Linked DNA regions of Homo sapiens: region 2 is linked to region 1. The links are chromatin contacts, found by Hi-C or POLR2A ChIA-PET in ENCODE. All regions are on one chromosome and are shown on one strand. Each heading gives the region's core, a stretch centred on a gene start or an enhancer-like site at or near the end of the contact. The rest is flanking DNA. Distances are from core to core; before and after follow the strand shown.

Evidence for each region. Hi-C counts contacts between places; a loop is a spot of excess contacts on that map. ChIA-PET counts read pairs that join two places held with the same protein, here RNA polymerase II (POLR2A).
Region 2: a loop to region 1 is called in a map of sciatic nerve, with 15 times the contacts of the local background. The contact joins the promoter of ANKRD66 here to the enhancer-like site in region 1. A Hi-C loop is called at or near these places in 1 of 168 maps with a recorded cell type or tissue (sciatic nerve). POLR2A ChIA-PET finds 5 or more read pairs at or near these places in 1 of 52 experiments (H1).

The regions. Positions count from the first base shown.
Region 1 is chr6:45,951,346-45,954,263 of GRCh38, reverse strand. The region is part of intron 2 of CLIC5 (chloride intracellular channel 5); the gene reads left to right. Among named protein-coding and RNA genes, the nearest start is that of CLIC5, 63 kb to the left of the region's middle. Within about 2 kb of position 1,495, at least 4 of the 41 ENCODE cell types and tissues checked have a DNase peak (open chromatin) inside an H3K27ac peak, as active enhancers do.
Region 2 is chr6:46,745,460-46,748,189 of GRCh38, reverse strand. It overlaps ANKRD66 (ankyrin repeat domain 66), which reads right to left and starts at 1,257. Exons shown (of 5, transcript NM_001162435.3): 1 at 1,200-1,257.

The sequences.
Region 1 (2,918 bases), core at 246-2,745:
TCTCACTCTGTTGCTCAGGCTGGAGTGCAGTGGTACGATCTTAGCTCACTGCAACCTCTGCCTCCTGGGTTTAAGCAATTCTCTGCCTCAGCCTCCCGAGTAGCTGGGATTACAGAAACATGCCACCATGACAGGCTAATTTTTGTATTTTTAGTAGAGACGGGGTTTCACCATCTTGGCCAGGCTGGTCTTGAACTCCTGACCTTGTGATCCACCCACCTCGACCTCCCAAAGTGCTGGGATTACAGACGTGAGCCACTGCTCCTGGTCTTTTTCTTCTATTTTCTAGGCACTAAACACTTCCTGCTCCTTTCTATTGCTGCCTTCATTGTTGATCAGTAGCCAAGTCTAGAGCATTCTCCTATTGCACTCTCTCTTCCTCCAAACTCTCTTTTTCATTCTCAAAGCCTACAACTGGTTCAAGTCTCACCACTGCCACCCTGAGAGTCTCATTGTTCTTCAAACTGGTCTTCATCTTTCCAGGTTCACACATTCTCTTTTTCTCTCTCTCTGACCCATCCTTTATGTGATTCTAAGGTTATTATTCCTAAAATAATGCTTTAATCAGGCCACTTTCATGCACAGGAAACCTTTGATGTTTCCCATTGTCCATGGACTTGATGCATCCGAAGCCCCGATTTGTCTTTTCCTTCATTCTTCCCAACACTCTTTCCCAACACTTCTCACCGTGACCTGTCTACTCTGTCAGGCTGGCCTGCCTTCTGCTGTTCTTCTTCCTTTGAGCCTCCATCCCTTGGCAGAACTGCATCCTCTGTCTAAAACAGGCCCTCTCTTCCTTCTTGTCCCTGGCCCCAGGCTCAGCTTCAGCCCATCCCCTCTGTAAGGCCTACTCATACCCATCCCACCACACTCATACAAGCACACCTGTCAACCCAACCTCCCTCCAGACTCACCCAGCACCTGTTGTCTATGTTGCCTTGTGTCGTGATTTAGTGTTTCATCAAGTTCTGAGGTCTGCACCCCTAATGCTTTACAACTGGTAAATGCTTTCTCATTAAAAAAAAATCACATAATGTATAATCCTGTGAAGGAGGTCTTACTTCTCCGTGTTATTTGAGAAATAACTGAGACAGATATATATGAGACTCGCCCAAGATGCCAACTAGAAATTAGAGGGGCTAAACGCCATCTGCTTGGTTCAAATACTATGCTCTTCATAATACCTCAGTTATGAAGTTTGTTTCATCTTTCAAATGAGACCTTCAATCCCTCAAGGACAGACTGGAATCGTGTTTTAAGTTTGTTTGTATCCTCCATAGAAACTAGTTTTTCACAGGTCCTCAAATACTATCTGTCAAATAAATGAACTTGCATCCACTATGCAATTAATGTCTGTGATAACTAAAGAGAGCAGCAGACTTATGAAAAAGCAGCTTCCTTCAGTGCAGAATTGGAGGTGTTTGGATTACCATGTGTGAGAGAGGACTTGTATGTTTGCTGGAGAAGAGAGTGGGAGAGGGAACCACCCCTGCCCGCGTGCTTCAGATGGTTTGGTTCCTCCTTCACATGATCACACCTGGTCCAGCCAACACCCCTTTGACGTAGACCAGGCATGTAGCACCACTCCATTTTTACAGATAAGGAAACTTTCTTACTGCCCCCTCTACCCATGAACACACACATTAATTTCTAAGAAAACTGATTTATTTTCCTGGCACTACACTTTAGTGACTGAATAATCTTGAACTTTTCAGAGCCTCAGTTTCCTCATCTGTACAATGGAGACAGTGTCTTCTTAATCAATAGGATTATTGTGAGAATTTATCGAGGCAGGCCATGTAAAACATTTGCAATTGGTCCTGTACCTGACTCATAGCAAGAACTCGTTGCATGTTGGTTATTCTTAGAATTATCACTGGGTTCATGGAGCTGGCAATCCAGTAAGGAAAAGAAGACCGATCCTCATTACATAATTCATAAATCATACCTGGCAATACGTCATCCAATGCTAATGATATAGTCTCAACTATAAATACTGAAGCAGGGTCAACAAAGACAGAGGGCTGCAACTCTAGCTAAGCGTCGGTGGCCATAGGCAGTACTTCCCAAGGGCGTCTGACTCCAGTGGCCACAATTCTCCAGAATCCCAGGAAAAAACCCACCACCACCACCATCACCACCACCACACATTCCTGTATCTGTAAGCCACAGAGAGGTGACTGAGAGCACACACGTTGCTGCCTTGTGTCAGCTCTAAAAAACAGGAGCAAATAAAGAATGTCCTTTCATTGTCTAAAATGAGGGACATGCACAAAGTAAATAAAGGGACTAAGTAAATTAGATTTTAAAAATACTTTCCGTCTCAGTTGTCTGAGTTCCAAGTGCCTCAGAATGCAGCTGGAGAGTGTGTGTGTTTGGGGAGGGACATGGGAGTAGCACAGTAATTGAAATTCTTCTCTTCCCCTCCCAAACTGATTACGCCAGGAATTTGTTTCATTACAGACTCCTCTACTCCCACTGTTTACTTTTTTTACAGTTTCTGCGTTTAATGTTTTCCACTCCCGACTCCCACAAGAAATGTGGCATTCTCAGAGAGAGCATTTGGGGTGAATCCCAGCACCGTCTTGGAAGTCGCCACCATTTTCCCTCCTCTTCCCTAAACATTTTTAGTGTAACCCTCCCCTTTCCCATTTTCCCCAATCTGCCAAACCTTCTTCCCCCTCATTTTGCTCCATTCTTGCTCTTGCATTCTGACCAGCTGGCGCAGACACAGAAGCACACTCCTGGATATTAACAGGACCTAGCCGTGTCAAACACAAGGCCACTTTCCTTTCCACTGCACTTGGCCTTCCTGCAGGTAGTCAGTGTGCTCCCCAGTGCACGCCAGAAATGCCACTTAGCACTGCTGTGGGCTAAGTGCAGGAAGTTCAATTAATTGTTCAGTTAATTAATTGTTC
Region 2 (2,730 bases), core at 8-2,507, 790 kb before region 1:
CCTGATTCCAATAAGTATGCCAGGAAAATTCAGTGACAACATAATAGTCTTTTCAATAAATGATGCTGAGACAACTGGATATCTACAGCTAAAAGAATGAAGTTGGTCCTCTCCCTCACAAAGATGTATTCCTGTGTTTTCCTCTAAGAGTTTTATAGTTTTAAGACTTACTTTTAGGTCTGTGATCCGTTTTGAGTTAATTTTTATACTTGACAACAATTGCCACAAAACAATTGAACATAAATATAAGGGTTTTTTCTAGACTCTCAGATCTACTCCGTTGCTCTAAATATCTATCTTTATGCTAGTACTACACAGTCCTGATTACTGCAGGTTTGTAGTAAGTTTTGAAATGGGAAAGTCTGAGTATTCCAATGAGCTATATACCCAAGAGAAGAAAAACATATATCCATATAAACATTTGTACATGTATGTTCTTAGAAGCATTATTTATAAGAGGCAAAAGTGGAAACATCCCAAAGGTTCATCAATAGATGAATAGATACACAAAATGTGGAATATCCATATAAAGCATTCTTATTTGGCAATAAAAAGGAATGAAGTACTGATACATACTTTATGGATGAACCTTGAAACATGCTAAGTGAAAGAAGCCAGTTACAGAAGACCACATATTGCATACCTCCATGTATGTGGAATGCCCAGAATAAGCAAATCTAGATAGCTAGAATGTAGACTATAGGCAGCCTAGGGCTGCGATGGAGGTTGGGGTGGGGAGTGACTGCTGATAAGTACAGGATTTCTTTTTGGGGTGATGAAATGTTCTTAAATTAGATTAGATGCTTTCACAACTCCAAAAGGCCCAAAACCACTGAATTCTACATTTTAAATGAATCCAGTTTTATGGTATGTGAATTGTATTTTAACAAAGCTGCTTTACAAAAAACTATTAATTAGAAGCTTTCTACAAAACAAAAACAAACACAATTTGTTTGCAGAAAATATATACAACTCACTAGCTTGGCATTGACTACTGAAATTTATCAATTGGTTCCTTTAGTAACCAATCCTTGTGAATTTGATTAAATGCACTTGATTTCCTATCTTTCTGGTAGAGGCACATCTACCATAAAGATAGGAAATCAAGTGCAAAGTAGTCAATAAATATCAGTTTTAATAAATGTGAGTGATTTTTAATAACTATAGTAAATAAGAGAGGGTAACTTAAAAACACTTACTGTCTTGTGTGAAATTTGAGGAGCTCTGTGCTGACAGGCAGTCCTAACCATCCGGAGTGTTGTGTCCATGCCATGGAAACTGACTCCTCCTTCTGCATGAAAGCCAGCCAGTCAACTTCAGCTTCCCTAGGTGTCTGGTGGGGTGGGATTGCCAGTCTGCTTCACACCCTAACTCTTCAGCAGTTCCAGCCATCTTTTTTAGTCCAAATGTGTTGGCCCTTAACAGGTTCTTTCAAATAGTATTTAATGCAAAAAATAAAAGTAAAATAAAATTTAAAAAGCTGTGAATGATTGTCTGCCCACATAATACTGTGACGGAGGTAGGCTGCTTACAGACCACATAACCATAAGAGATGTGAGACCTGTGGGGGAGTGGGGACAGTGTGGGCTCCTCACATTCAGAAGCAGCTGTCAGGTCTTGGGCAAGTTCCTTAACTTTAGAGAGGCTTTTTTCTTTTCTTTTTTTTTTTTCTCACCAATAACATGAAATTTTAACATCTTTTTTTTATAGTGCTATTAAATATGACTAGCTAAAATAATTTAGAAAACACTTGGCACAGGGTAGATGCTTTTACAAAAAGAAGAAGAAGAAGGAGGAGAAGGAGGAGGAGGAGGAGGAGAAGGAGAAGGAGAAGGAGAAGGAGAACCAAATAAAAATTCCTAGGTGCTTTCTTTTTGCTTCCTCTTTTTACCCCTTGCTCTAAGCGAAAATCTACCATATTGATGATGATGCTGGTCAAAAAGACCTTATTTCTTCTTCCTCTCTTTCTACATTTTCCCTGCCTTTTCCCTCTCTCCTTCCTTTTCTTTTTCCCTTTCTCTGAAGGGAGTTCCTCTCTCTCACTCTCTCTCTCTTACTATCTTTCCCACCTCCCTCATTCTCCATCCATTTCTCTCCCTGCCTTTCTTCCCATATGTATTTAGTGAATGCCTTATATCTGTCAAGCACCACTGTACTGGGCCCTGTGAAGATCAAGATACCCATTGTTCCTGTCGTCCTTGAGCTTTTGGTCTAGATAAGAATAAACAAGAAAACAAATAAACGTACACAAGTAGACTCACAACCTGTACGAGTACAATGAACAAACAACATACAATAGCAGAGAACACCAGGAAAGGAGTATGGGCAACTTAGGGGATGACATTTGAGGGTCTGAGGGGAGACCTGGCAGAGCAGAAGAAATCAGGCATCTGAAGAGCTAGGAAGATGACCTAGGTAGAGGGAGGGGAGGAGCTTGGCTTAGGTGAAGAATGAAGAAGAGGAGGATGCAGCTGGTTTATGCAGTGTGGGGCAAGTAGAAGATGAGATCATTCCCGGTCTACTAGGACATGGTAAGGAGTTTGGATTGTATTCCAAGTACAACGAGTAGACATTGGAAGCACTTAAACAACGAAGAAGAATGTGCAACTTTTATTTTCTTAAAAGACTACTTTGACTATTATGTGGAAAATGGAGCAAAAGGAGACAAGATTGAAAGCAGGAAGATTGCTGAGGAGGCTACCGTGGAAGTCCAGACAAGAAAGGATGGTG